2 separate regions of the Homo sapiens genome follow, and region 2 is linked to region 1. A link is an interaction called in ENCODE POLR2A ChIA-PET data of the cell type or tissue named here. Cell type or tissue: B cell. All regions are shown on one strand. Links, peaks and the distances in the headings refer to the core of each region. The heading gives the core; the rest is flanking DNA. Region 1 has its middle 33 kb from the start of LINC01973. Region 2 overlaps SEPTIN9 (septin 9).

Region 1 (15,480 bases), core at 3,449-11,448:
CTTCTTTTTTTTTGAGATGGGGTCTTACTTTGTTGCCCAGGCTGGAGTGCAGTGGTGCGATCATGGCTCACTGTAGCCTTGACTTCGTGGGCTCAAGTGATTCTCCCACCTCAGCTTCCTGAGTAGCCGGGACTACAGGCACGTGCCAGCATGCCTGGCTAATTTTTACATACATTTTTTGTAGAGATGATGTTTCACCATGTCGCCCAGGCTGGTCAAATTCCTGGGATCAAGCAATCCACCCACCTTGTCCTTCCAAAATGCTGGGATTACAGGTGTGAATCACTGTGCCCAGTTCCAGTCTCATTTTCTGGGGGGTGGAATGTTGCCCGAGGGCAAACAGGGGACAGGCAGGGTTTGAATCCCTTTCTCTCGACTCCAAAGTGTATAAGTACCTCTGAGTCTTCTTGTCACCAAGAGGCCACCTGCAACCTGGGGCATTCAGGGGAGAAAGGTCGCATGCTTAGGAAGCAGCAACCAGGTGCAGGTGCAGGGTGGTTGGAGGGTGTGGGCCAGGTGGCCTCTGCTTTCTTGCTTTCTTGTTCCCACTGCCTCTCTGTTTCCTGGTGACTTCATTCCTTCACCAGCCTGGCACCGCCACATGCCAGGAGACATCCAGATCCCCTCCATTTGCAGGGCCAGCCACTCAGGGTGGCACCTGGCTGGTCTCTAGCTGAGCGATGAGTTCCAGGTCGGGGGTGTGTCCCTGGGGATGAGGGGGTAAGGGCAGTGTAGGAAGTTCCAAAGGCTGGGAGGGAGGACAAGTCTCTAGGAGGTCAGGCTCAGGGGGCTGGGGTACCCCAGGGGAGAAGGGCCTGCACAGGCGACCCACTGGGGGTCTGTGCTGGTTTTGTCTAGGCTGGCCCTGCCCTCAAATCCCTTGCAAGCTGCCCTGCCTCAGGATGGAGGGAAGCCTCCTTCGACTTTATACCCAGTTAGAGCTTCAGGGGCCTTTGTGGAGTTCCCTCCTCCCAGGTCCTCTGCCCACCAGCTCTCTGAGCACTGCGCTCAGAGACCAGGCACAGCCCTGGAGGTTTCACTCAGTTTCTAGGCACAGCGGGGCCCGAGGAAGGCTTAGCATCTAAGCCAAGATAACAGTCTTCCTTTCTCCTGCACCACGAGAAATCAGTGTGCCACCCAGGGCAGGCAGTGAGCACATGCAGTATCCGTAGGAAATTTACAAACAATAATAAAACTGGCTAAAAGTTCGTCTGCTTTTTATTAACATCGTGCATCCGCACTTCTAAACAATGTCCCTGAAAATTTTTTTGGTTGGCCTCTGTTCTAAACAAGTTCTGCTTACTGTTGAGTTCTAATAATATATATGTAAGCTTCAAATTAGCACATTTTTATTACTTACTCTGATAAACATTGCATTCTTTGTGACAGTTAATTTGGAAAATGCCAGTTGTACAGTCAGCTCCCAGCACAAGGATGGCCACTGGTTTTCACGTTTCTAAGGTGTGGAATCATTTGAGGCGCCTTGGGTGTAGTCTATGTAACCAACCCCTGCAGAATTACATTCTCCTTCATTAAACAGATTAGAAATGCACAATGACAGCACAGGGATTGCAACGATGAAGCAACAGAGCTGGACTTCTTTCAGCTCCGTCATTCTGTGTGACCACAAATCCTCCTTATCTGCAATTCAAATTTAAAACAGTGAAAGAGGCCATGTGTGGTGGCTCAAGCCTGTAATCCCAGCACTTTGGGAGGCTGAGGCGGGCAGATCACCTGAGGTCAGGAGTTCGAAAGCAGCCTGGGCAACATGGTGAAACCCCCGTTTCTACTAAAAAAACAAACATTAGCCAGGCATGGCGGCACACGCCTGTAATCTCAGCTACTCAGGAGACTGAGGCAGGAGAATCACTTGAACCCAGGAGGTGGAGGTTGCAGTGAGCTGAGATTGCACCACTGTACTCCAGCCTGGACGACAAGAGTAAAACTTCATCACAAAAAAACAAAGAGTGAAACAGTGTGAACTGCAAGGAGAAGTGTTTGGTAAATACAAATTTTAGTTCATACATGAAATATTTTACTGAATTTGAATAATTTTTTAACATGAAAATTTATTCTTCTATGAAAACAGTTTTAAATCATAAACCAAAAAAGAACGTCTATTACTTTATAGCTGTATTAGTATCCTACGGTTGCTGTAACAAATTGTACCACAAACTTGGTGGCTTCAAGCAGCAGAAATGTATTTATGTATTTAAGACAAGGTCTTGCTCTATAGCCCAGGCTGGAGTGCAGGGGTAAGACCTTGGTTCACTGCAGCCTCGAACTCTTGGGCTCAAGCGATCCTCCAGCCTCAGCCTCCCAAGTAGCTGGGACTACATGCGTGCACCACCATGCCTGGCTATTTTTAAATTTTCTGTAGAGTTGGGGTCTTACTATGTTGCCCAGGCTTGTCTTGAGCTCCTGGCCTCAAGCATTGCTCCTACTTCGGCCACAGCATAAATGTCTTATCTTACAATTCTGGAGGCCAGAAGTCTTAAATGGGTTTCATCCGGGTGTTGGCAGGCCTGCGCTCCCTCTGCAGGCTCTTGCTAGGCATTCCTTGCCTTGTCGTTTCCAGCTCGTAGAGGCTGCACTAGGGACTTACTTGGAGTCTGTGCTGGTTTTGAGCCTGCATTCCTTGGCTCAGGGCCCCTTCCTAAATTCTCAGAGCCCTTCACTCCAATCTCTGCCTTCGTGGTTACACAGTCTCCTCTGCTCTCAAGTCTCCCTCTGTCTTCCTCTGACTAGGATCCATTTGATGACTCTTAGGGCCCACCCAGATAAAACAGGATAATCTCCCCATCTCAAGTTGCTTAATTTAATCACATTTGCAAAGTCCCTCTTTCCATATACGGTCACATTGAAAGGTTCTAGGGATTAGGACCTGGATTTTTGGGGCCTCATTATTCAGTCCACCACAATTACCAAAAATCCTTTTGTTGTATGGGGAGTGGGTTAAAAATGACCTACACTGGGTGTGAAAATGAGGCCTGAGGCATGGCACTGCAGAAAATGCCTGTGGACAGCAGGTTCTGTTGTAGATGAGATGACATGTGTGCCTGTGCATGTGGGGTGTGTGTGTGTGTGTGTGTGTGTGGGGTCCATAGGCTTGATTGTGAGGTGTGCAAAGGGTGAGTGTGGGGCTATTTTGAGGGCTATAAAATGCAGTCCTCCTTCAGGGTCAAGGCTATTTACACTCAGCACCTGTAAGGCCTTTATGTTTTGTGCTTATGAAGACTTTTCCCGGCACACACATCACTTGTTACCACCTGACATATGCCATGATACAGACTCAGTCTGGTTCATAATTCACTGAGAGCCTGCACTCTTCTTGGTTTTTTTTCTTCTTGAGATGGAGTTTCGCTCTTGTTACCCAGGCTGGAGTGCAGTGGCACGATCTCGGCTCACTGCAACCTCTGCCTCCCGGGTTCAAGCGATTCTCCTGCCTCAGCCTCCTGAATAGCTGGGATTACAGGTGTGTGCCACCACGCCCAGCTACTTTTTGTATTTTTATTTTTTATTTTTATTTTATTTTATTTTATTTTTTTGAGACGAAGTCTCGCTCTGTCACCCAGGCTGGAGGGCAGTGGCATGATTTCTGCTCACTGCAAACGCCATCTCCTGGGTTCACGCCATTCTGCCTCAGCCTCCCAAGTAGCTAGGACTATAGGTGCCCACCATCACTCCCGGCTAATTTTTTTTTTTTTTGTATATTTAGTAGAGATGGGGTTTCACCATGTTAGCCAGGATGGTCTCGATCTCCTGACCTCGTGATCTGCCCGTCTCAGCCTCCCAAAGTGCTGAGATTACAGGCGTGAGCCACCGCGCCCGGCCTACTTTTTGTATTTTTAGTAGAGACGGGGGTTTCACCATGTTGGCCAGGCTGGTCTTGAACTCCTGACCTCGGGTAATCCACCCGCCTCAGCCTCCCAAAGTGCTATGATTACACACGTGAGCCACTGTGCCTGGCCACATCTGTATTTTTAGTAGAGACAGCGTTTCACCACGTTGGCCGGGCTGGTATCGAAATCCTGACCTCAGTTGATCCACCCTCCTTGGCCTCCCAAGGTGCTGGGCTTACAGGCGTGAGCCACCACGCCCAGCCTCTTCTTTTTTTTAATATTAGAAAAAAAAAAAAAAAACCCACAGGGGAAAGCGCAAACACAGTCCCCCCCACTCCCCCACCGATTATGCAGTTGAATTTCCTGCATTTGGGAAAATTGCAGGGGTCAGCACACCTGGAATGTGAGCCTAACCCTGGGAAAACCACCTTTGTGATCATGGTGTCTCCTCTGCCAGGTAAGTATGCAGGGTACCCTTCTAAACGTGGGGACTCAGCAATGAACATGCAGACAAAATCCTTGCGCTGCGGCATCCATGTCACATCTGTGTCTGTTTCTCTCACTCATAGAATGTATGCGCCTCGAGGGCAGGCACTTTTTCTAATTAATTAGGAGTTATCTCCCTGGAAGATTGTCGACAAGTGGCAGAACTCAGTAATATTTACTAAACAGGTCCCATCGGGTCCCTCTCTGCGAGGTAAGAATTTAGAGTTACGATTCTCCAAGAAAAATGTCCCTACAGGGCACATAGAGGGAGCTTCTTGTTTCTGTCTCACGTGTCTGTGTGAAGAGACCACCAAACAGGCTTTGTGTGAGCAACAAGGCCGTTTATTTCACCTGGGTGCAGGCGGGCTGAGTCCAAAAAAGGAGTCAGCAAAGGGTGGTGGGATTATCATTAGTTCTTTTAGGTTTTGGGATAGGCATTGAAGTTAGGAGCAATGTTTTGCTGGCAGCGGGTGGATCTCACAAAGCACATTCTCAAGGGTGGGGAGAATTACAAAGAACCTTCTTAAGGGTGGGGGAGATTACAAAGAACCTTCTTAAGGGTGGAGAAGAAACAAATCACAATGGTGGAATGTCATCAGCTAAGGCTATTTCCACTTCTTTTGTGGATCGTCAGTTGCTTCAGGCCATCTGGATGCATACGTGGAAGTCACAGGGGATATGATGGCTTAGCTTGGGCTCAGAGGCCTGACAGTTTCCACATTGTTTTTTGTGGCAGTGCTATTGTTCTTCCCTAGAGTTTTCTCAGAGTCTTGCATTCTAGTGTCTATTGTGGATCCAGGTCGAGTTTTGAACGATTAAACGTGAAAGGCTGACAGATAATTTAGTTAAAATGTCTCGACCTAATAATGGAGCTGGGCAGGTGGGGATAACTAAAAAGGAGTGCATAAAAGAATGTTGTCCAAGTTGGCACTAGAGTTGGGGAGTTTTAAGGGGTTTAGAAGCCTGGCCGTCAATACCCACAACAGTTATGGAGGCAAGGGAGACAGGCCCTTGAAAAGAAGGTAATGCTGGCCGGGCGCGGTGGCTCACACCTGTAATCCCAGCACTTTGGGAGGCCGAGGCGGGCGGATCACGAGGTCAGGAGATCGAGACCATCCTGGCTAACACGGTGAAACCCCGTCTCTACTAAAAATACAAAAAATCAGCCGGGCGTGGTGGTGGGCGCCTGTAGTCCCAGCTACTCGGGAGGCTGAGGCAGGAGAATGGCGTGAACCCAGGAGGCGGAGCTTGCAGTGAGCCGAGATCACACCACTGCACTCCAGCCTGGGCGACAGAGCAAGACTCCCTCTCAAAAAAAAAAAAAAAAAAAAAGAAAAGAAAAGAAAAGAAAAGAAGGTAATGCGGATCCTTGGATGGCTCAGTTGCTGTTTTGCCGAGATACATACTAGGTGCCATGAAATCCATTGGGCTGGAAACATGGCCTTGGAAGAAATAATTTTCCCCAAATCATTGGATCAGAAAGACTTCCATTTGCACTTCCTTCTAATGTTCCCCTTTTCTCAAACAACACTTGCAGCCTCAGCACCCTTGGATTGCTCCCCAGTGATGCTACCTGTAGGGAGGCGAAGGAACAAGGGAATGAATGTCTCCACCTTCGGGCACGTGTTGGTCTCCAGGCAAACTCAGCCTGCTGCCTTAGCTTCATTTGGGGGTCTGATTGTATTCTAGCCCTGCAGAAAGGAGGACTTCATATTTCACTCCAGGTTTCAGGATTCAATTCAGAATCTTACTAATTCAGGGTAAAAACAAAACAAAACAAAATGGGGAGAATTTACAGAGAAGTGTTAGAAGCAACTCAAAGCCCAGACACTGCTCCTTTAGTGATGCCCCTTTAGAGATGTAAATAATCTAAATTTTCAGAGGGCAGAACGCTCTGTCCTTCCCTGGGGTGGAGCGGGAAGGAAGAGAGGCCCCCCAGAGGAACACCGGGCCTACCAAAGAACAAGCCCAAGGGGACAAGAGCCAGAACAAAGGAAGTGCGATTCAACAACATCCACCCCCGAAATGGACATCAATTGAGGTTGAGATTCCATCCTGGGGTTCTGACGATGCAAACCATGAGAACGAAGCTAAGGGAGATTTCTAAATGTCATCAATGGGCTTCTCTGTGGAGTTATAGCCTTGTTATTTATCATGCACTGTTGGGAACATTGAAGTCCTGTGTTCGGCAGAGCTGGAGTACTTTCAGGAGGCTTTCCTGCTGGGTTTCTCACCGCATACGTGTGAGCGGTTCTTCGTAGAGTTCCCAGAAATGGGAGGGGAATTTCTACTTTCTTCTTGCAATTCTTGTAGTAATTCTTCTAATAATTCTTTTCTTTTTTTTTTTTTCTCCTGTCTCAGCCTCCCGAGTAGCTGGGACTACAGGCGCCCGCCACCACGCCCGGCTAATTTTTTGTATTTTTAGTAGAGACGGGGTTTCACCGGGTTAGCCAGGATGGCTAATAATTCTTCTAATCCTCCTCCTCCTCCTCCTCCCCCCCCTTCTCCTTCCTCTCCTTCCTTCTTCTCCCTTCTTCATTCTCCTCTCCTCCTCCTCCTTCTCCTTCTCCTTCTTCCTTCTTTTCCCTTCTTCATTCTCCTCTCCTCCTCCTCTCCCTCCTCCCTCCTCCTCCCTCCTCCTCCTCCTCCTCTTCCTTCTCCTTCTTCTCTTTCTTCTTCATGCCTGTCTTCCAGGATCATACCAAACCAGGAGGAACACGGCAACAGGAGGGAAGCACAGTGAATCAGGGATGGTGTCAGCCCCTGCTGGCTCAGGACTGTGATTTGGGGCACTGCAGCACGCCTGCAAGGGTCACTCTGCATAAACCTGGCACTGTGGGAAATGGCTTACCTACCTGTGACCTGAAAAGCTCCATGTGTGTGGCCCATGGGCCTGGGGTTCAGGCCAAAGCCCCTCCCCACCACTGTTCCGAAGCCTGAACCCCACGTCTCAGCTCCTGCAGCTACTCCTCTACAGCTTAGAAAAGAAAGCCGCGTGTACGCCACGGCAAATCTGGACAGCCACAGCCTGGCTGTATTTCACCTTTATGCCTGCTGAGCTTCCTTCTGCTTTCAGAATGGGGAAATTCAGACGTCAATCTGAGCTTTCCAAGAAGTTTCAGTTCCGTTTTTTAGACTGAGAGGAGGCACACGGATAGGTTTTGCCCATATGATGATATGTAGGCAATAGGCAGGTCAGGTGCCCCACACCACTGCTCTCCAGCAAGGCTGCGGCTGCGATGCTCTCTGCTTTCCCTGGAGAGTCGGTCCTGTCTCCCTCCCTCTAATCTGACCCATTCGTATTGCTATGCGTGAACTTTTAACCAAGGGTTTGCCACCTCTTCATTATAACGTGGCTCTTACAGAGAAACTGCATTAAAAATGTGAAGCTGCACACCAACGACACGGCTGTGCAAACTCAATTCTGTAAAAAATATTCTGTTTAATTGATTTTCTAAAAAAATCTATTATGTTTCTGTGAGCCTATTGATCTGCAGCTCCACAGAAGTAATGAAGAAGCTTTGTAATCAATAAGCCCAAAGCATATCTTACCCAGTATCTCTTCTGCCGTCCGCCAAGGGCGTGACTGGCCGATTCCCCAGACAGCATCGTGAGTGTGAGCAGCCTTCTCTGTGTCTGTGGAGATTGATTTCTCTTGGCATAAACATAACAAATGAAACCCTGATGACTTTTCTTGCTCTGAAAGCCAAGGATATATCATATCAGTCATCATGAAACACACAAGAACACAATTTGCAAAAAGAAAAAAAAAAGAAAAGAAAAACGATGCATTTTTAACCTCAGTGCATTAACTCCTCCCCCATACTTAATCAGGATAATATGTTACTCCTGAGCTCTTACGATGGTCTTCTTTCTTTTATATCCACGCCTACCCCCCAATTCAGGTTGATTTCACAAGTCTTAGGATGTTTTTCTGTTTTGGCGGTGAATATAAAGTACAGGTAGCTGCAATCATGGGTTGATAATACTGAGTTGAGCAAACATTGCTATCTTATCCTCTAGAAAATAATAATGTCGAATGAGATAAGATGCCTGCAACACACACAAGCGGCGGTCGGGAAATATGGCAGACCCCATAGGGCAGCATTTGCTGGGGAAAGAAGAGCTCCTTGCCCCAGATAAGTAATCTTGGTTGCTGATTATTTCCAAATGTATCATTTGCATTTTGCCCTTAAACCAGAGGACACCGCCTAGGGTGGATAGTGATCTGATGCTGTGCAAACTCACCCTGCCGCATTAACAGATTTAAAGCAAACCTTTTTCAGGGCTAACCCTGTGCTGACCAATCACCACCTGGTCCAGAGAAGTTGGTTGCTGCAGCTGACTGGGTTGGGCGTGTGTGGTGCAAAATGAGATTGCCAGATCAGCAGGGACCAGATCCTGAAGGACTTTGCCTGAGGGCACCGGGGAGCCATGGAGGGATTTTTATGAGGGGAGGGAAGTGACCAACTGAGCAACTTTGTAGCCATCACTTGCTACCGTGTAGAACTGCAGTCCTCAGGCCCTTTTTCTGCACACCTAAAAATAATAATGATGGTGATAATAATAATGTTAACACACTGGACCAGGCTGCGCTCCAAGTTTTGCATGTAGCAACTCATTTAATCTTCACAACAACTCTGCAGGGAGCTCCTGTAATTCTCCCATTTTACAGATGAGGAAACTGAGGCACACAGAGAGGTCCCATGAGACAGGTGCCCGTCCCAGGAACCACACTCCCTTGGTCTGGCATGGGATTATACCCCTCTGTTCTCAGCTCTCAGGAATGTGTGCTGAATCGGAAGCACCCAGTGAAGATGTCTTTCATGGAGGAAAAATGACCTCGACTCAGTTCAAGTTTGTGTTCTAAAAAGCAAATCACTTGGGTAAAGTGGAATGGTTAGTAAGTAATTTCATGTGTATATCTTCCAGTGGACAAAGACCAACCTGATTTGGAGAGTGGAGTGGAAGTGGGGCAGCTGCAGAGAAAAGGGCAGGAGGATGGTGCAGTCTTAGGATGGTGGGGCGGGGGGTTTGGTGCCAGGCTCAGGATGGTGAGGGGGAGTGGGGAGTGAGGGGCTGGGCCCAGGTGTCCACCTGGAGTGGCCGGCGGATGGTGGTGCCGTTCAGATATACCTGCCGCTCGGGGCTAACCTGTATTTATCCCATCATTTCAGCCATTCACTGAGCGCCACCTCTGGGCAGCACTCTGCTGCGCCAGGTGCTGGGCTGAGGCAGTGACGCTGGGGATATTCGGGGAGCAGAGAAAGAGGAATTGAAGATGGATTGAAGAGCTGAACAGTTGAAATGGGTGCAAAAGAGAAATTCTGAGAGCTGCGTACGTGGTTCTATGAAGCATGTGTATACGCCATGCGCGTGTAAAAAAAAGTAAAACATTTTACATTTAATATCTCACTTCATCCTTACAACTAGCACAGAGGGAGGTCCTACTGGAAGATGGCCAGTCCCCACTTGCCTGCTAAGACAACTCCCTGAGTTGGCCCCCTTCGGAGAGTTGGGTTTCAGAGAATTGGCGTTGAGCCTGGAGCCCAGCTTGGAATCTGAGAGGGGGAGAGGGAGGACCCAGGGAATGGGAGTGGGAAGTAGAAGGGCACATTTCTTGTGTTGGGTCAGTGCCTGTCTTGGGGTGTTGGGATGGCTTCTCAAGTTGGAGCCCCCACCCCCAAGTGTCATGTGGTTCTGCTCTAAATCACTCAAAGCCCTGGAGCTTCATTCTGTCCAGATGACAAGACTGGGAGGCAATTTATTAACACAGTGGTCCCACGGGGGTGCCTCTTTGGCCTTTGGCACCAGAGGTTCTCAATTGAACGGCACACTAGAATTTTCGGGGGACCTTTTAAAACCTTCGATGGCTGGGCCGCACCTCGACCTGTTGGATCAGGGTCTCTGGGGTGAGGCCTGGGCACCCCCAATTTTTTTTTTTCTTTTGAGTTTCGCTCTTGTTGCCCAGGCTGGAGTGCAATGGCGCGATATCAGCTCACTGCAACCTCTGCCTCCTGGGTTCAAGTGATTCTCCTGCCTCAGCCTCCCAAGTAGCTGGGATTACAGGCGTGCACAACCGTGCCTGGCTACTTTTTGTATTTCTAGTAGAGACAGGGTTTCACTATGTTGGTCAGGCTGGTCTCGAACTCCTGACCTCAGGTGACCTGCCCACCTCGGCCTCCCAAAATTCTGGGATTACAGACGTAAGCCACCATGCCTGGCCTTTTTTTAAATTACGAATTTTGTTTATTTATATTATTATTATTTTTATTATTACACTTTAAGTTCTAGGGTACATGTGCACAGTGTGCAGGTTTGATACAAAGGTATACATGTACCATGTTGGTTTGCTGCACCCATCAACTCGTCATTTACATTAGGTATTTCTCCTAATGCTATCCCTCCCCCAGCCCCCCACCCCCTGACAGGTCCCGGTGTGTGATGTTCCCCGCCCTGTGTCCAAGTGATCTCATTGTTCAGTTCCCTCCTATGAGTGAGAACATGTGGTGTTTGGTTTTCTGTCCTTGTGATAGTTTGCTGAGAATGATGGTTTCCAGCTTCATCCATTCATCCATGTCCCTGCAAAGGACATGAACTCATCTTTTTTTCTTTTTCTTTTTCTTTTTTTTTTTCTTTTTTGAGATGGAGTCTCGCTCTGTCACCCAGGCTGGAGTGCAGTGGCACGATCTCAGCTCACTGCAAGCCCCGCCTCCCGGGTTCATGCCTTTCTCCTGCCTCAGCCTCCCGAATAGCTGGGACTACAGGTGCCCGCCACCGCGCCCGGCTAATTTTTTGTATTTTTAGTAGAGACAGGGTTTCACTGTGTTAGCCAGGATGGTCTCGATCTCCTGACCTCGTGATCCGCCCGCCTCAGCCTCCCAAAGTGCTGGGATTACAGGCGTGAGCCACCGCACCCGGCAAACTCATCCTTTTTTTAATGGCTGCCTAGTATTCCATGGTGTATATGTGTCACGTTTTCTTAATCCAGTCTATCATTGATGGACATTTGGGTTGGTTCCAAGTCTTTGCTATTGTGAATAGTGCCACAATAAACATACGTGTGCATGTGTCTTTATAGTAGCATGATTTAGAATCCTTTGGGCATATACCCAGTAATGGGATTGCTGGGTCAAATGGTATTTCTAGTTCTAGATCCTTGAGGGATCGCCTCACTGTCTTCCACAATGGTTGAACTAATTTACACTCCCACCAACAGTGTAAAAGTGTTCCTATTTCTACACTTCCTCTCCAGCATATGTTGTTTCCTGACTTTTTAATGATTGCCATTCTAACTGGCGTGAGATGGTATCTCATTATGGTTTTGATTTGCATTTCTCTGATGACCAGTGACGATGAGCATTTCTTCATGTGTCTGTTGGCTGCATAGATGTCTTCTTTTGAGAAGCATCTGTTCATATCCTTTGCCCACTTTTTGATGGGGTTGTTTGTTTTTTTCTTGTACATTTGTTTGAGTTCTTTATAGATTCTGGATATTAGCCCTTTGTCAGATGGGTAGATTGCAAAAATTTTCTCCCATTCTGTAGGCTGCCCGTTCACTCTGATGGTAGTTTCTTTTGCCATGCGGAAGCTCTTTAGTTTAATTAGATCCCATTTGTCTATTTTGGCTTTTGTTGCTGTTACTTTTGGTGTTTTAGCCATGAAGTCCTTGCCCATGCCTATGTCCTGACTGGTATTGCCTAGGTTTTCTTCTAGGGTTTTTATGGTTTTAGGTCTAACATTTAAGTCTTTAATCCATCTTGAATTAATTTTTGTATAAGGTGTAAGGAAGGGATCCAGTTTCAGCTTTCTACATATGGCTAGCCAGTTTTCCCAGCAACATTTATTAAATAGGGAATCCTTTCCCCATTTCTTGTTTTTGTCAGGTTTGTCAAAGATCAGGTGGTTGTAGATGTATGGTGTTATTTCTGAGGCTTCTGTTCTGTTCCATTAGTCTACATATATGTTTTGGTACTAATTCCATGCTGTTTTGGCTACTGTAGTCTTATAGTATAGTTTGAAGTCAGGTAGCATGATGCCTCTAGCTTTGTTCTTTTTGCTTAGGATTGTCTTGGCAATGCGGGCTCTTTTTTGGTTCCATATGAACTTTAAAGTAATTTTTTCCAATTCTGTGAGGAAAGTCATGGTAGCTTGATGGAGATGGCATTGACTGTATAAATTACCTTGGGCAGTATGGCCACATTCATGATATTGATTCTTCCTATCCATGAGCATGTAATGTTCTTCCATTTGTTTGTGTCCTCTTTTATTTCGTTGAGCAGTGGTTTGTAGTTCTCCTTGAAGAGGTCCTTCATATCCCTTGTAAGTTGGATTCCTAGGTATTTTATTCTCTTGTGAATTGTGAATGGGAGTTCATTCATGATTTGGCTCTCTGTTATTGGTGTATAGGAATGCTTGTGATTTTTGCAAATTGATTTTGTATCCTGAGACTTTGCTGAAGTTGCTTATCAGCTTAAGGAGATTTTGGGCTGAGATTATGGGGTTTTCTAAATATACAATCACGTCATTTGCAAACAGGGACAATATGACTTCCTCTTTTCCTAACTGAATACCCTTTATTTCTTTCTCTTGCCTGATTGCCCTGGCCAGAACTTCCAACACTATGTTGAATAGGAGTGGTGAGAGAGGGCATCCTTGTCTTGTGCTGGTTTTCAAAGGGAAGGCTTCCAGTTTTTGCCCATTCAGTATGATATTGGCTGTGGGTTTGTCAGAAATAGCTCTTATTATTTTGAGATAAGTTCCATCAATACCTAGTTTATTGAGAGTTTTTAGCATGAAGGGCTGTTGAATTTTGTCGAAGGCCTTTTCTGCATCTATTGAGATAATCATGTGGTTTTTGTCATTGGTTCTGTTTATGTGATGGATTATGTTTATTGATTTGCATATGTTGAACCATCCTTGCATCCCAGGGATGAAGCCAACTTGATTGTGGTGGATAAGCTTTTCGATATGCTGCTGGATTTGGTTTGCCAGTACTTTATTGAGGATTTTTGCATCGATGTTCATCATGGATATTGGTCTAAAATTTTCTTTTTTTGTTGTGTCTCTGCCAGGCTTTGGTATCAGGATGGTGTTGGCCTCATAAAATGAGTTAAGGAGGATTCCCTCTTTTTCTATTGATTGGAATAGTTTCAGAAGGAATGGTACAAGCTCCTTTTTGTGCCTCTGGTGGAATTCGGCTGTGAATCCATCTGGTCCTGGACTCTTTTTGGTTGGTAGGCTCTTAATTATTGCCTCAATTTCAGAGCCGTTATTGGTCTATTCAGAGATTCAACTTCTTCCTGGTTTAGTCTTGGAGGGTGTATGTGTCCAGGAATTTATCCATTTCATCTGGATTTTCTAGTTTATTTGCTTAGAGGTGTTTATAGAATTCTCTGAAGGTAGTTTGTATTTCTGTGGGATCGGTGGTGATATCCCCTTTATCATTTTTTATTGCATCTATTTGATTCTCCTCTCTTTTCTTCTTTATCAGTCTTGCTAGCAGTCTATCAATTTTGTTGATCTTTTCCAAAAACCAGCTCCTGGATTCATTGATTTTTTGAAGGGTTTTTGTGTCTCTATCTCTTTCAGTTCCACTCTGATCTTAGTTATTTCTTGCCTTCAGCTAGCTTTTCAATTTGTTTCCTCTTGCTTCTCTAGTTCTTTTAATGTGATGTTAGGGTATCGATTTTAGATCTTTCCTGCTTTCTCTCGTGGGCATTTAGTGCTATAAATTTCCCTCTACACACTGCTTTAAATGTGTCCCAGAGATGCTGGTACATTGAGGCACCCCCAATTTGTATAGCCCCCCTCAGTGATTCTCACCAGGTTGCAGCCAGATCCAAGGCCCCCTGGGATTAGCCATCGATCACACTTAAACATTAACACCCCAGATAGAACCACCCAGGAGATGCAGCGTGAGGACAGGGAGAGGGGGCCTGGCGGAGAAGGGGAAGGGGCAGGAAAGCCTCCAAGACCAATCCCCGTTTCCTCCCACGTGGCCCAGTGAGGGAAGGCCCACAGGCCGGTCGCTTTGGTGGAGGAGAATTGCGTGTGTGCCTGGCATGGAAAAGGCACTCCCCTCTTGTGTGCCAGGTGTGTGGCTGGATGGGGTGTGGGACGTAGGGGTGGAGCGGAGGATGGGGGTGGCTCTGGGGTGGCGGGCTGGCTGCCCAGGCTTTCTAGCTGATGTTTGCAGGGCCCCCTCCACAGGCTGCGGGTGCGGCAGGTGGGATGGGGAGGTGGCCAAGGAAGTTAGGGGGTCTCCCGTTAGCCTTGAGAGGGCAGGTAGCCCTCCTCACCCTTGTTTCCTGCTTATCATCCTGACCACTACATTCTTGAATTTCACAGGGAACGACGGTGGAAAATGAGAACCACGTTCGTGTAAAATTAGAGACTGGATGGAGATCCAGCCTGGAACACAGTTTGCCACCCGCTCTCGAACTGAGAAGCTGAAAGGCTCTCGGGGTCCAGAGGGAGTCGTTAGGACTTGCAGTTCTTCGCTCAGCTCTCCAGAAGAATCCCTGCTCCAGCCTGGCTGGCGTCCCAGCTCTGGACTCCAGTTCTCTGGTGGGGCGGGAGTTCTTGGTCAGGACCCCGGGCACCTCCTCTACATCTGCACTCCTCTGACTGGGAGCCGCCTCCCTCTCACGCTGCTTCTGGCTTCCTGGCCTGGCTCCTTTCCCCGTTGGCACCACTGGCTGTCCTCCCGGACGGCGCTTCCTAAACGCGGCTCCGGCATCTGATGCGGGTCTGTGGTTGGAGACAAGATGAAAAGAACCAGGACAGAGTGGCGAGTTTCTCACAAAGCTGGGCGCGGTCCTTTCAAGGACAGCTCTGTCTGCTGAGAGTACATCCCTTCTACCTTTTGGTGTTAGAAAGTGCTTTATTTTGTAAAACAATAGTGATGTGGGACGGCAAATGCTTTGAAAATGATACTTACTCAGAAAACGAGGGGGTCATCCGTGTTCATTCCCTATGTTTCTGTTTTGAAATTTATCGCCTAGAGGAAGCCAGGTGATGTCTGAGTTGGGCGTTTCATCTTGGGGTGAGGTGTGGGGAGGGCAGGGCTTCCAGGCAGGTGGGACAGTGTTGAAGTGGGAGCGGGGAAAGGGCGGTGCTGTGGGGACCCCAAGTTACCCTTTCTATGCCT
Region 2 (15,480 bases), core at 6,648-14,647, 510 kb after region 1:
GAAAGCGGGACCTGCAGAGGATGGTTTTCCAGGATCCGCCTGACCACCCACCCCCAGCCCGCTCTTACCCCAGCTTCCCTGACCTCCATCCTCCACCTAGAACTCTGGAGACCTGGCCCTGGAGGCCCAGAGACCAGAAATGAGGGGAGACAAGGGGAGAAGCTCCCCTCCCCATTCGCTGGCCACGCCAATGGGCTGACCTCCCAGGAAGCCACACCAGCCACTGCTACTGTCCTGGCCGCCCCGCCTGGCCCCGAGGCTGGGTGAGCAAGCATTCCGTTCTGCCTGCTTCTTCACCTGAGTCTCCTGCTGATGTCACGAGAGGCCTGACCACGCGCCCAGGAGGTACAGGACAGAGCCCAGAGCTGTTCAAGAACACATAAGGCTGAGGCCCGGGTCCTGCACCTGGGAAGGGCCAGGAAGGGTTAAAGGAAAACCCCAGCTGAGCACAATGGCTCATGCCTGGAATCCCAGCACTTTGGCAGGCCAAGGCAGGAGGATCATTTAAGCCCAGGAGTTGGAGTTCAGCCTGGGAAATATAGTAAGACTCCATTTCTACAAAAAAAAATTAAAATTAAAAAATTAACCAGGCATGGTGGCACACACCTGTAGTCCCAGCTACTTGGTAGGCTGAGATGGGAGGACTGCTGAGCCTAGGAGGTCGAGATCACAGTGAGCGGGACATTGGGCCATTGAACTCCAGCCTGGGCGACAGAGAGAGACCGTCTCAAAAAAAATCCCTACACTCCATGGAGCTTAGCAGAACCTTCGGCCAGGGTGTCTCGACTGTGAAATGAGCGTGGCAGCTGCCAATCCCCGAGGGTGAAGACCCATCCACTAGCAACCTGCACCCTGGCACGGTGAGAGGAAGTGCCTGGGGAAAGACGTCGGCCGAGGCAGAGAGCTCAGCCCAATCCACCGTGGAGGAGCCACTCCAGTTCCAAAGAGAAAGATCAATAAACCTCAGGTGAATGGCCCAAAAGCCATCCCTGTACACGCAGAGGGTGCATTCTGGGACATGTGGATACCTTCTCCCAGGACAGGAAGCAAAACCAGCAGGCAGAGACGTGAGCCTCCCTGCTCTTGCCGGAGCCAACCTGGAGCCCTCATCTCGGTCCCCAGGGAAGCACAGACCCCCACCTCCACCGCAGCCAAAAGACTTCCTGTTGACTTTCCCAGCAGCATCCAGCCCAGTCTTGTGGGGAGAGGCGGCAGGGGGAGGAGACAGAGAAAGATGAGCTCCTGGCAGCTGTGACTGGGGGGAGAGAAATGCGGTTCCAATCTGTTCCTGCTCACCCCACAGACGGGCGGTGTCTTATTTCAAAATCCAGGGCAGCTGAGGGACTGAAGGAAGAGGGGGACACCTTCTAACTGGGGTTTTCTTTCATTTCACCCCATGGCGCCTTACACAGGAAAGAGCTGGAAGGTCTCGGGCTCCTGGCATCCAGCCAAAGTCTCAGGCAGGGGCCCAGACACTGGGCTGTGTTATCACTCCAGGTAGCCCGGGAGTCAGCGACGGCAGAGCTCCACCCCTACCCCGACCACTGCACAGTACCCCGTCTCCAGGACAGCTCAGCAGCCAGGCTGCTCCAGGGTTCAAATCCAGACACTTAACTGTGGGGGCCTCAGGCAAGTGGCTGAAGCTCTCTGCGCCTTGATTTCCTAATCTGGAAAATGGGATGATGAAAGTAACTGTTGGGCAGGGCAAGGGGTAAGTGAAAGCCAGCGTTTGAGAGTGATGTGGTTAGGACCGTTGTTGTGACCACATACTGAGCCTTCTCCTCCCACCTGAGACAAGGGTTTCACTGACTGTTGCCAGAAAGATCTAGACCCAGAAGGACCAGGAAAGTCGTCTCATTCACAATCCCAGAGGGAAGGGGAGGTCCCCGTGCCAGCTGGCTGCTGCAGGGGAGAGGGTGGGAGACAGATGGGGGACAGAGGAGCAGGGGCAGCAGGAGGAACGGCCGGCAGGGAAGTCCGCCTGAGATCTAAAGGACTGTCCACCAGGAGGACAGCTCAGGCTCTCCCCACTGAGAAAGACTCCTCTGGACAGTTGGGCTGAGGATTCCCAGGTCCTCTGGGTGGAGCAGAATCAGCCATCACTGAAGCCACACAGGCTTGCAAGCACAAGTGGGGGACTGCCCAGGTATCTCTGTTTCACAGGGGCCAGGCACCAAGGCCAGGGTGGCCAGAGGACATGACGCAGCCCAGTAGGGGCCTCGCAGAACCACCAGCCAAGAAGACACATGCAGAAGCACGCAAGTGTTCCGAGGAGGCAAACTTCCTGCTGGACTGAACATGGGGAGCTGAGCTTCCAATCACTGAGCCGGGCTGTCCGGCCCGCTTCTCTCTTCCTGAACAGAAGGTCCCCAGACAGAGCAGCCAGGCAACAGCATGGCCAAGCAGGGGTCTGCATTCCAGTCCTGCCCTGCAGCCTGACCAGGCTGTCGCCCTCCCAGGAGACACGGGACTGGCCAGGGCTCCCCTAGGCTGCCACAGGAATAAGGCAGGGCTGTGACCTCTTCCATGGCCCAGGCACCTGGGGGAGGGACCATGAGCTCCAGTTCAGGGGACAGACAGGAAACGGATAGTCCGCCCTCCCCCCAACCACGGAGCTGGCTTCTCCTCCACCGCATCCTCCCCAGCCATGCCCCCCACCAGAAGACCACCGCACCCAATGGGTGGTTTTGCAGCGACACCCAGCCCAATGAAGTTACCTGGTGGGGGCCTTGGGGGATGCAGCCTCCTGAAATACACACGGGCAGTGGGTGAGTCGGAGGCTGCGTGGGGCCTTGCTTCCTGGGGATGGCCAGGAGGTGCCTCAACCATCTGTAACCCGAGCCCACAGTGACCGGGACTTGCTGCTTCCCCATCCCAGCCCTCTCCTATCAGCATCCGCTAAGCGTCAGTCAGCAGGTGCCGGCACGGCCTAAGGCAGGCCTGCAGTTAGACCAGCACCGGGGGAGGGACCGGGAGAGAGACCTCTAGAGTGGAAGCCACAGCCCCTCTTCCTCCTAGGCTGGGCAACAGACCACCATTCCCAGCCAGCCCTGGGGAAGGGGGAGGGGTCAGCTGGGTCGCAGGTACAGCGCTGGGGTCCCCTGAGGTGGCTGCTGCTGATTACGGCCCCTCTTCTTCCTGGGCTGGGCAACAGACCACCATCCCCGGCCCACCCTAGGGAAGCGGGAGGGGTCAGCTGGGGCACAGGTACAGCGCCGGGGTCCCTGCGGCGGCTGCTGCTGACCACGGGCCTGTTACTCCTCCTCCAGCTGGGTTGCCACTCCGGTCCTGAAAGCGCCTCCCTCAGCTCCCAACTCGTGCCCAGGAGGCAGCCGACACCCCAAGCGCTGCCACAGCAGGAGGCTGGGCCTGCAAGTGTGACCCGCCTGGGGAGGGGCAGAGGGAAAGACCACCTCCGTTCAAACAGCGGCCTTCTCCCTCCCCTCGGGGGTTCCCACAGGGTCTCCAGTCTCTCTCTGGCCAAGAGGTAAGGAGAGGCAGGAAAGTTTCAGGAACATCGGCAGAGAAGAGACAGGGCAGGCTGCTAGAGGAAGCAGGTTGTAGGGTGCCTAAGGCTTCAGGCTGGGCTTTGGGAGGCCAGGGTATGGGCAACCAGGAGGCTCAGGCAGGGAAATCTGTCCCGCAGGGACCCTGGGAGACAGGGGAGAGGGGACATGACAGCCGTCCCTTGCTGCCTCCTGGCTGTGGCTTCCAGGGGCCTCAGCTCAGACCAGAAGCACCCCATGCACCGGGTCTCGGTCCAGCCTGGAAGCACGGCCCACAGACCTACATGACTACCTGGGCAGTGATCCCCAAAAGGTCCCCCGTCACCAGCTGGGGAGCTCCCGAGGGGAGGGTGGCTTTGCAGAGCATCTGGAGACATCAATGGGCCGTGAGGAAAGGAGGAGGCGTGGACATCCTCACGGCCTTAAGAGAAAATCAAGGCAGAGCTGGAGGCTGGGCGTGGCGGCTCACACCTGTAATCCCAGCACTTTGGGAAGCCGAGGTGGGCAGATCACTTGAGGTCAGGAGTTCAAGACCAGCCTGGCCAACATGGTGAAAACCGGTCCCTGCTAAAAATACAAAAACTAGCCTGCCATGGTGACACGCGCCTGTAGTCCCAGCTACTCAGGAGGCTGAGGCAGGAGAATTGCTTGAACCCAGGAGGTGGAGATTGCAGTGAGCCAAGATGGCACCACTGCACTCCAGCCTGGGCAACAGAGTAAAACTCCATCTTAAGAAAAAAAAAGAGCAGAGCTGGAGGCCAGGCGGCTCTCAGAGCCTGACAAGGAGGCCGTGGGGCTGGGCTGCCTTTCCGGCCATCTGAGGGGCAGGGACTGGCCCAGCCTGAGCTTCAGACCCACAAGAGGCTGAACCGGAGCGGGACTCCGAGATGAGGCAGGGCTATCCTGTCCACACCTGTGTCCAGGCCTCAACAGCCACCCTCTCCAGGAACTCAGTTTGATGGTCTCTCAGGCTGAGAGGCTGTCAAGGGGCTGTAAGGTGCCGCAACGTGTGAGTCGGTGGGTTCTGATGTGTGACAGCTCGGGGCACTCCCCCCACCGCCAGGGAACAGGAATGAGGAGCCCCCCACTCCCAGTGTCTGGCAGGTAGGAGGCCGCCACTGGACTGTGTGCCCAGGTGCCACCAGACCCCGAGGGCCCACGGATACGGCACATGACCTTTAATGACCAACGCCTGTGCAGCAGGTGCTGAGGTGCCCCAACCCCGAGCAAGGCTGGGTTCCTGGAACCCCCCCTCCGGTAGGAGGATTTGCAGCTGAGGAATTCTTAAGAAATTTTTTGGTAGCAAACAAAGCATGGGGCTGGACGGTGGACCTATGAGTGCCCTCACATGAATGCGGATATAGACAGAAAAGACGGCAAACATTTGTGAACAAAAGGAATGGCTCCTGCGTATTGAACTTCCACTTACCGGCCCTTGTCTGGTATAAAGTCCTCAGGAACTCTCCAACAGCTTCAGTTAGAAACGTGCTTTTGTTTGGCTATGTGGAAAATTCTATACACACTAAGATATATGATGTTTCTGGTCCTCTCTACGAATGTTCTATGCTTTCTGGGTTTATGATTTGGAATTTGCAGACCTCTGCTGCCTCTGTTCCAGAGTCACAAGGATCTTGGATGCAGGAAACATTTTCTATGTGCAAGGGCCCCCTTCCCCTCTGCCAGGGTCCATCGGCCTCTCTCTGTCCACAGGTGTCACCCAAACCCTTGCACCTGTGGCCTCCTCTTTCTAATTACCTCGTGCAACTCGTCAACAGCTTCCCCACCTCCAGAGCTTGGCTGCTGGAGACACACAAGGCACACAGAATCCGTGAAATGACACTGAGCATCTATTAGGCACTTATTGTGTGCCTCGTTTGGTAATAATAAGTAAAATCACAATGCTCTGGGCACATGAGTACACTTCCTTATGTTCATCCTCCCAGCAACTCAATGAGATGGCTCTATAAATGGGGAAACTGAGGACAGGGAGGCCAGATTGGCCCAAAGCCACAGGTTAGGAGGGGTAGGGCCAAAATTCAAATCCAGATAGTCTGGTACCAAATCCCAGTTTTTCACACGAAAGGCATCTTGTAACTCCTCGAGAAGGCTGGGACTATTATTTTCATTGTACAGATGAGGAAACCAAGATGCCAAATGGCCAGACAGCCCTGGAGCCAGGAGGTGGGCCCAGTGGCTTATGGGAGCACATGGAATGGAGCCCATGGGAGGCTCGAGGTTGGGATCCCGCATCTTATCCTGGTCTAAGGGATGAGGTGACTGGGAGTGTCAGAGACACTCTGGGACTGGCCATCCAGGTGCTCTGCATCCAGTTCCAGCGTTGAGTGGGCGAGGGTGGACAACCTGCCACCCAGCAGGGCTGCTGTCCGTATCCCGGTGGCTCTTCAAAGCCTGGCTAAGCAAAGCAAGACTGTCCTCGGACCAGAGTGACCCCCAAGCCACACAAGCACTCAGTTATGCTTCGGAGGATGCAGGACTGGGAAGGTCTTCCTCCCACCGCATCCTCACCCAGCTCCTCCATGGGGCAGCTGGCTCCAGGCACAGACCAGACGTCCCTCTCCCTGCCTGCTGCCGGCATGTCCCTGGCTTCACTGCTGCTTCAGGGAGGGGCCCAAGAGCTCCCCGGCCCCGTTATTCATCACACTCCGTTCAGAGGGCCGGGGGCTCAGCACCAACGCCAAGCATCCAGCAGCAAAACCACGGGTTGGAAAGAGCCACAGTGCTGCTCTGATCTGGCCCCATCCCATACCGGGTGCCGTTCTCACCAGCTCCTTCCTGTTCCTGGCCCCACCTCTCAGGTACCACAAGCTCTGCAGGTCCAAAGCCAAATTCACCAGCCCTTGACCCTCTCCAGCTGGGATTAGGGTGAGGCCTTCGTCCAGGTGCAAAAGTTAAGGCAGTGCCAAAAAATCCAGGAATCAAACAATATTTTGAAGCAACATTTTAAACAAATCAAATTCCACGCTGAACAAACTCTGACAGGGCTGTGCACGTGCAGGGCTGGGCCTGTCTTAATTTAAAATTCCAACATTTGTTCATCATAGAGATTACTATGCATCATTTCGATATTGAAAAATACTGCATTAAATACTATCTGTGTTGATTCCTGAGCTCTTTGGTGTCCCCTTACATTTTGCTCCTGACAAGTGCCTGACACACCTTGCCCCAGCCGGCCCTGCTCTCCAGGTGCCCTCCTGGGGCTGTCCTGCCCACGCTCCTCGCAGCCACCAGGAGCCACTGAGCCACTGCATCTGCCTTATTTTGCTCCTTATGCCTCCGCACCGTCCACCTCGCCATGCTTCCCTCGTGTGCCTTGGTCGCACGTCAGCTCCAGACAGGAGCCCGGTGGGCTGGGAGCTCATACTAATGCTGCCTTCCCTCGGCTTCGGTGCCGGGCACAGGGCAGCACTGGAGATTTCTTTTTTTTTCTTTTTTTTTTTTTTTTTGAGACATAGTCTCACTCTGTCACCCAGGCTGGAGTGCAGTGGCGCAATTTTGGCTCACTGCAACCTCCACCTCCTAGGTTCAAGCTCTGCCTCCTGGAATCAAGCAGATTCTCCTGCCTCAGCCTACCGAGTAGCTGGGACTACAGGTACACGCCACCACACCCAGCTAATTTTTATATTTTTAGTAGAGACGGGGTTTTGCCATGTTGGCCAGGCTGGTCTCGAACTCCTGACCTCAGGTGATCTGCCTGCCTCAACTTCCCAAAGTGCTGGGATTACAGGTGTGAGGCACCACGCCTGGCCGAGACTTCTTGAATAAACAAACATTACCGGCATGGAGATCCGCCCAGGGAACCTGCTCAGACTCTGCCATTGCACCTCTGCCTGCTGCGCCCAGAGGCAACCCAGGGCCGCTCCAGCCGCCTCCACCTGGCCACCTCCTGGCCCTCACCCAGGCCGGCTTGTCCCACCCTGTGGGCCAAGAAAACGATCTAGTGGGTGGTGACCAGCATTTTTTTTTTAATTTGAAAAGAATACACTCACCAGCGGTGGCAGCAACCCAATGTCCCTCAGCTGATGAAGGCAACATGTCTGTCCACAATGGAATGGTCCATGCCATGGTGGAATATTACTCAGGGACGCACTGGCACCTGCCACAATGTGGATGGACCTTGGAAACATGACACCAAGTGGAGAAGCCAGACACAAAGGCCAAACGTGCAATTCTCTGTACAAGAAATGTCTAGAATCGGCCAGGCGCAGTAGCTCACGCCTGTAATTCCAGAACTTTGGGAGGCCAAGGCAGGAGGATCATTTGAGCCCAGGAGTTCAAGACCAGCCTGGGCAACATGGTGAAACCCCATCTCTACAAAAAATACAAAAATTAGCCGGGCATGGTGGCACAGGCCTGTAGTCTCAGCTACTCGGGAGGCCATGGTGGGAGGATGGCTTGAGCCTGGGAGGTGGAGGTTGCAGTGAGCAGAGATTGAGCCATTGCACCCCAGCCTGGGTGACAGAGTGAGACCCTATCTCAAAAAAAAAAAAAAAAAAAAAAAGAATCCACACAGATAGGAAGGAAATATGGAGGAGGAGGGCAGGATTGATAGCTAAAGGCTACGGGGTTTCTTCTTAAGAAAAAAATTTTCTAAATTTCTCAAATTTTCAATTTTCTAAAATTGGTTGTGGTGACGATGGTTGCACTACTCTCTGAATAGACTGAAAACCATGGAATTATGCACTTTAAATGGGTGGATTGGGCCACGCGGTGACTCATGCCTGTAATCCCAGCACTTTGGGAGGCTGAGGCGGGTGGATCACCTGAGGTCAGGAGTTCGAGACCAGCCTCAACATGGAGAAACCCCGTCTCTACTAAAAATACAAAATTAGCCGGGCGTAGTGGTACATGTCTGTAATCTCAGCTACTCGGGAGGCTGAGGCAGGAGAATTGGTTGAACCCAGGAGGCGGAGGTTGCAGTCAGCCGAGATGGCGCCACTGCACTCCAGCCTAGGCGACAAGAGTGAAACTCCGTCTCAAAAAAATAAATAAATAAATAAATTGGTGGATTGTATAGTAGCTTACTTGGATCTCAATAAAGCTGTTTAAAAAAAAATGAAAAAAAGCCTTCCCTCTCTCCAAAACAAACAAACAAAAAGAAAAAAAGAGAGAGGGGAAAAAAAAAAAAAAAAAGAAAATACTGAGTGTAGCACACGCATGGTAAAGGTAAGAATTCCATCACGGAAATTTGGTTTCATTAATACATCCCATCCCCACCCCCACCCCATATATAGGTGTGTCCTGGTTCGTGGTGTCAATCGCATGTCTTTCTGGAGGCTGCAGTCCAGACTGGTTTTGAAAGCTGCTCTCTGGGCAACTCCAAACTTCTCATAATTCCTGAAGCCCTTGGCCTGCTGGGACCACTCAGCCCCCTAGACCCAGTCCCGTCACTACCTACTCAAGACTGCAGCCTTGGGGAGGGGGGCTCTCTCCTAAGGGTGCAGGGGTCCTGTGGCTTCATCCCCTCTCAGAATACACATCACCCTGCACTGCACACATGTGCCTCAACATGGAGCATCCCAGGACGCTGGCCACAGTCAGTCATGTTTGCACACCGACTGATCGATCGTGCTCTGCTGATCAATCATGTCAATCACCGCGCTGCACACTGTCCTCACTAAGCGAGCTAAAGCAACCCCCTCGGAATAAGCTGACGGATTTTAAATAAGCTAAAAGACACTTTTCTAGGAAAAAAATAGTAATGAATTTTAAGAAGAAAGAAAAACTCCCAAACTCACAGACCCATGGAAAAAGTTTAAGTTTTTAAAGTGCTAGACTCCCCCAAAAGTATCAGGCTCAGATGGTTTCACGAGTGAATTCTTGAAAAGTTTTAACAGAGAGATTATTATGTTGCTGCTTAAAATGTTCCAGAAGGCAGAGGGTAAAAGAAATGCATCCAAATTGTTTTTGCTAAGCCAGCACAATGCAGACACCAAAACTGATAAAAATAGCACACACACACACACACACACACACACACACACACGCCCCACCCGCTCCAGACCAAGCTCGCTGCTGTGTATCCAAGCAATACCATCTACCCCTACCTCGCTGCTGAAACCAAAATACATTCCAATGGATTCATGATTTCAACATGTAAAAATGAAACCACAGAAGTACTAGAAGAAAACGTGGGTGAAATTCTTTCCTATAATTTCAGAACGCAGGAGACCTCTAAACAGGATGTGAATTCCAAAAGCTAAAAGGGAAAGCAGAGACTTGACAATATCAGGATTAAAATGTTCTGTGTAGAAGAACATCCCAGAAACAAAATCAAAAGTAGGCAGCTGGGGACAAGATACTCGTACCTGCTGTGATAAAGATGTACAAATAACTCTTTTTTTTTTTTAGACAGGATCTCACTCTGTCACCCAGGCTGGAGTGCAGTGGTATGACCACAGCTCACAGCAGCCTCAAACTCCCAGACTCAAATGATCCTCCCACATCAGCCTCCCGAGTAGCCGGGACTACAGGCGCACCACCTCACCCAGCTAATTTTTGCAGAGATGCGGTTTTGCCATGTTGCCTAGGCTGGTCTCGAACTCCTAAGCTCAAGCAATCCGCCCACTTCAGCCTCCCAAAGTGCTGGGATTATAGGTGTTAGCCATCACGCCTGGCTTACAAAGAACTCTTTTTAAAAAATTTCAACAAGAAAAGGATACACCTTCCAAATGAAAAGAGAACACAGGGCCCTGGCCTATAACATACGAAGAGATAATCCCTCTCGCTTGACCGAGATGCACAAAATAAAACACCAATTGGAGAGCATTTGGCCCTCAGCCAGGGGTAAGGGGCATAGGACCTCCCTGCTGGACCATCACTGCACAGGGCCCAGCAGACAGCTGAGCAGGTCGACGAGGGGAGGGGTCCTAAAAAATTCTAGTAACCACTTTAGAGGCCAATTCAGGAACAAGGATCAATTTTTTTTTTTTTTTTTTTTTTTTGATAGGGAGTCTCGCTCTGTCACCCAGGCTGGAGTGCAATGGCACGATCTTGGCTCACTGCAACCTCTGCCTGCTGGGTTCAAGCAAGTCTCCTGCCTTAGCCTCCTGAGTAACTGGGACTACAGGCACAAGCCACCATGCCCAGCTAATTTTTGTATTTTTAGTAGAGATGGGGTTTCACCATGTTGGCCAGGCTGGTCTTGAACTCCTGACCTCAAGTGATCAGCCCGCCTTGGCCTCCCAAAGTGCTGGGATTACAGGTGTGAGCCACTGTGCCCAGCAGATCAAAACTTAAATGCACACATCCTTGACACAGAAATTCACTAAGAGCTCATCCTTCAGTCATGTGTGCACATGTACAAGTGCGAGAACATCTGTTGCAGCCTCTCAATCACAGTGGGAAGCTGGACAAGCCTGGCAGGGCCATGGGACAGCTGATGACACAACCATTAAAAGGAACGTGCTACTTTGGGAGGCCGAGGTGGGCGGATCTCAAGGTCAGGAGTTCAAGAGCAGCCTGGCCAACATGGTGAAACCCCGTCTCTACTAAAAATACAAAAATTAGCCAGGTGTGGTGGCAAGCACCTGTGATTTCAGCTACTTGGGAGGCTGAGGCAGGAGAATCGCTTGAAAGCGGAAGGCGAAAGGTGGAGGTTACAGTGAGCCACAGTGAGCTGAGATCGCACCACTGCACTCCAGCCTGGGCCACGCTCTGTCAAAAAAAAAAAAAAAGAAAAAGAAAAAGGAACGTGCTACATCTACAAGTGGCAACAGTGTTGTTAAATGGAAAAAATAAAAGCTGGTAGCAGAAGTCTGATTTCCTTTGTGTTCTTGAAAAGTCTATATTTACACATTGACTTTTTTTACACAAGCCCTGAATGACTCTGCAGGAATAAAATTCAGGAGAATGCCACACCCAGCTGTCAACATGGCCACCCCTTGGGAGAGAGTTGGGGAATGGGAGAGAAAAACTTCTTTCCAAATTTCATGTGATCTTCATTTTCTATCTAAGAATGACTGGGCATCGCTTTTTTTTTTTTTTCCCAGATGGGAGTCTTGTTCTGTTGCCCAGGCTGGACTGCACTGGCACAATCTCAGCTCACTGCAACCTCCGCCTCCTGGGTTCAAGTGATTCTCCTGCCTCAGCCTCCCAAGCAGCTGGGACTACAGGTGCCCGCCACCACGCCCCGTCGTGCATTGCTTTTTAGGATGAAGAAAGGGAAAGGTCACAGGGAGAATGGGAGCCAGAACACAGAGCAGGGCTTCTAAACACCAGCTTGCGGGTGAGAGAGACACGGGGCGACACCACCGGCCTGGAACCTAGGGATGGCATGAGGTGCTGCCCAGGGGCTTCAGACAAGGCCTGCTTGCTGATTAAGTAAGGGTTGTGTTGGCTTTTGTTTATGTGCTTGTTTAACACGAATCCCCCAGGCGCTCCACCCTGCTTCACGAATCATCACTGTCCACTCTAACCACGCTGCACAGGAAGAATTGTGCCCACTTCCACAATGAGAAAACGGACCAGAGAGGAAAGCCACTAGGCAGGGCAGGGGCGGCAGCCCAGGCAGTGTGAGGGCAAAGCCGGTGCTCCTCTGCCATTTCCCCACACACGAGTGGGCAAGGCATTACAGGAGTCTATATCTTAACCTCTGCGGGCCATTTTGGAAGGCGGCAGATGGAATCAGTGATTTCCAGGGCCATTTCCAGTTCCAGGTTTCAGACAGGGGCCGTGGAGTGGAATCGAGCTTGACCCAGGTGTGCTGATGGTAGCCATGTAACTGTGGACAAATCACTTTCCCCCTCACCTGCACTGGATGAGACCGGGAATCTCCACTCTGGGTTCTTTAAGAGTCCTGGGGCTCCACAGAGTACACCCAGTAGCAGCAGTGGGATGGGGGGACAGGGTCAGGGGAGCTCCATGCCTCCCTCAACTTTAATCAGAGCATCTCCACTTTAACCCCTTCCTGGGCCCAGTGTTCAGAGAGAACGGGAAGGAAGCTCAGCCCTGGCCATGGGCTACTCTAGCCTGTCAGTTACAGCCCATACCCCAGGAGCCCCCCTTGGACTGAAGGAGACAGAGTCACTTATAACACCCACAGAAAACCCCGGAGAGGAAGTGGAGTCCAACTGAGGAAGCGCCTCCCTGCAGCTCTCAGAAATGAGGTCACAGGTGAGACAGTGTGTCAGGGTGGACCACATGGCATCCTCCCAGGCTGTCTGCTGGAATCCAGGGTCTGGTTAGGGGCTGCCCACACTTTGGGCCCCGAGGCGGGGAGTCTGAGTGCGCTCCTCCAGGGCTGAATGTGCCCTCTGTCCACACCGCACAGAGCATGGCTGTCTGGCCGCGGCGCGCCCCTCCGGACAGGCTCGCCATTGTGCAGACCCTCAATCCCGGCAGCTGTCCCGGGCCTGGGAGGCGGCGGGTACAGACACAGCTCCTCTCTCTTCTGGCAGCTGCTCTGACTTCCTGGGACAAGTGCTGAGAGGCGGCCTCACCCAGTGCCATGTGTCTGGGGGCCGGGGCTCCATCCTGGGGCCAGGCTGGGTGGTCAGGGCCACAGAGCTGCAGGGGGCGGAGCAGAGAAACCGCCCCCAGCGCCTGCCTCCTGGCCCCACCCTTCCCCGCAGCTGCGCTCTATTTAAGGTATTCCACAGCTGCTCGGCACCCGCTGCATTCCCGGACCAGCCCTCCTTTCCTCTCACCACTGCACGGTGCTTGGCAGGCCGGCGAGGGGAGGGGTTCTCTTCCTGGGCTCTGGAGCCAGGCTCTGTTCTCTGGCCCCACCCCGTCCCACCACGAAGGAGACACACCGGGCCTGGCCAATCCTCCCGCATTGATTCCTGTTCCCCCAGCACATGCGGGACTTCCCACTCTAGACCTAGGTCTGAGAGGCTCCAGGGACAGTTCGGAGAAGGAGGGTACTTGTTCTTAGAAGGGGAAAGAGAAAGAGACCCAATCCCAAAGTAAAAGGGGACCTGGGTGCCCTCTGCAAGCAGCTCAGGAAAATGGGAGGAGGTGGGAGCAGCGGGACCTTCCGAGTAAGGCATCCCGGCAGGAACGTCAGTGCCTTCTGGACACCTCCAGAAGCAGAAGCACACAGCCCCACAGAAAAATCCTGCAGGCTCAGGACCCGAGGCATGACACGATCCAAACTCACTGCTTCATCAGACACCAGTGAGTCCCTCGACGCTTACCAAGGCCCCCTGCCTTACACCTGGTACTGGACGAACCTGCACACCCTGCCTCAGGGAGTCCACAGTCCAGGGATAGGCTCAGAGCCTATGTGGGGTGTCCTGTAAACACGGGGCCAGAAGCTGGGCTGTCTATGGGGCCCTTCCTCCCTAAATCACAGTGGTCACCCTCTCCCCAACTTCACAGTCCCTGATCCCCACCAGGAACTTCTGGGGCCCAGTAGGTGTCCCTCCCTTGCAGGCTGATGCCCGCCCTCCCCACCCCCCACTCAGGCTCAGCTCTGACCCCACTTTCCCCAAAGCCACCTCTTCACTGCTCTGTGTTGGGTGGTTCCAGGGAGCCCTGTGCTTTGATTAACCCTATACTCAACGCTGTACTGGCAGCCCTGCTGTCTGTGCTGAGATTCCTCCCTGTTCTGCCCCTGGAACACACGGCCCGGTGCGGACCAAGTATGCGAAGAGCCACGCCCACCATCATCAGCTCGGGGGGGCCTGACCCCCTGCTCCCTCAACGCTCCACCCACATGACAAAGATTTCCAGACCCTCTGGGTCACAGGAAAACTACTGAGACATGCTGCCATGTCTACCCCGCCCCAATTTCACATCCATGTTCACAAGTGGCCCCAGAACCACTGTGGACTCCCTTCTTGGTTCTTGGGGTGGGTGGATACATGAGAGCTCAGCCCCCAGCCACCTCTGCAGATGCCTCTTTGACAGATCAAGAAATTGAGGCTGGGAGGGGTGGAATGATAGTTCAGAACCAGTTGACTCATGGGGCAGAGCTGGGACATGCCCAGAACTGAGCTGGGCACTGGGCCTGGCCTCCCTCTTGCCCCCAGTGAGCATCCCAAGAAGGCAGAGAACCAGACCCATGAACGAGCGCTGAGCACCCGCCTTATAAGGCAGCTCTGGAGAAACTTGGCTGGTGTGGCTGAGGAGCCGGAGGGGGGTAACTCTGGTGGGGGGGGCTCTGAGCCAGCAGCCAGCCCTTGCAGGCTCAGTACTGGGTGCTGCAGCCCAGCCCCACCCCACTCCACCCAGAGGCACCCATGTTGGGGGGCAGGAAAAGAGCAGGGATCCAGGAGAGGAGGCAAGGCCGTCCCCACCCAGAGCCTGAGAGGACCAGGGATGACCCCAAAGGATGAGCGCCCTTCTGTGGGAGGACAGCAAGGAGGGTGCCAAGTCCAGGGGCAGGGCCAGAGCCTCGGAAACCGAGAATCCACCCCACCAGCATAAAGCTCAGACCTCACCAGGCCCTGGGGCGGAGGAGCAGGCAGGGATGCCTCTGCCCTCTGCAGCGCCTCTCTTCCTCTCCCTCCCCTTCAACCATCTAGGTGCCCACACTCCCTCCTGAAATGCTGACTCCTTCCAGAACCCCCACACTGAAGCCAACACCCACCCACTGAGCCCTCCAGCACAACCTCCAGAGGAGAGACCAGGTGTCCTGGGGGTAAAGTTGACCAGGAAAGTTTCTGCTTGGTCTCTAGGGACGACCCATGGGGGTCACTACATCTGCCTACAAGAACCACAAAAAAGCCATCCCAACTCACCACCAGTGGCTCACTCCTTCAGCATAATTTCATGGCACACCTATTATGTCCAAGTCACTTACTTGGTATCTTATGGGATTTTTTTTTTTTTTTTTTTTTTTTTTGAGACAGGGTCTCACTCTGTCTCCTAGGCTGGAGTGCAGTGGCACAATCTCAGCTCACCGCAGCCTCAACCTCCCATGCTTAGGTGGTCCTCCCACCTCAACCTCCCCAGTAGCTGGGACTACAAGCGCATGCTATCATGCCTGGCTAATTTTTTGTATTTTTTG

The links. Peaks named below come from ENCODE experiments on the same cell type or tissue, not always from the same donor. Only the 100,000 strongest peaks of a DNase experiment are listed, where the experiment ranks them.
Region 2: POLR2A ChIA-PET joins it to region 1 with 10 read pairs; 1 of 35 experiments calls an interaction of 5 or more read pairs at or near these places.

Annotation. Positions count from the first base shown.
Region 1 is chr17:77,908,925-77,924,404 of GRCh38, reverse strand. It overlaps the pseudogene RNU1-80P. Among named protein-coding and RNA genes, the nearest start is that of LINC01973, 33 kb to the right of the region's middle. RefSeq lists a silencer at 3,888-4,092 and an enhancer at 7,241-7,762. In B cell, for the core only: no CTCF peak of the experiment used is centred there; DNase peaks (open chromatin) are centred at 7,434 and 9,584; H3K4me3 peaks cover 825 bases; H3K27me3 peaks cover 5,064 bases.
Region 2 is chr17:77,407,118-77,422,597 of GRCh38, reverse strand. All of the region lies in intron 3 of SEPTIN9 (septin 9), which reads right to left. It overlaps LOC112268199 (a long non-coding RNA gene), which reads left to right. Exons shown (of 2, transcript XR_002958141.2): 2 at 1-5,414. Among named protein-coding and RNA genes, the nearest start is that of MIR4316, 18 kb to the right of the region's middle. RefSeq lists enhancers at 1-325, 2,330-2,997, 12,880-13,384. In B cell, for the core only: no CTCF peak of the experiment used is centred there; DNase peaks (open chromatin) are centred at 11,158 and 12,589; H3K27ac peaks cover 3,323 bases.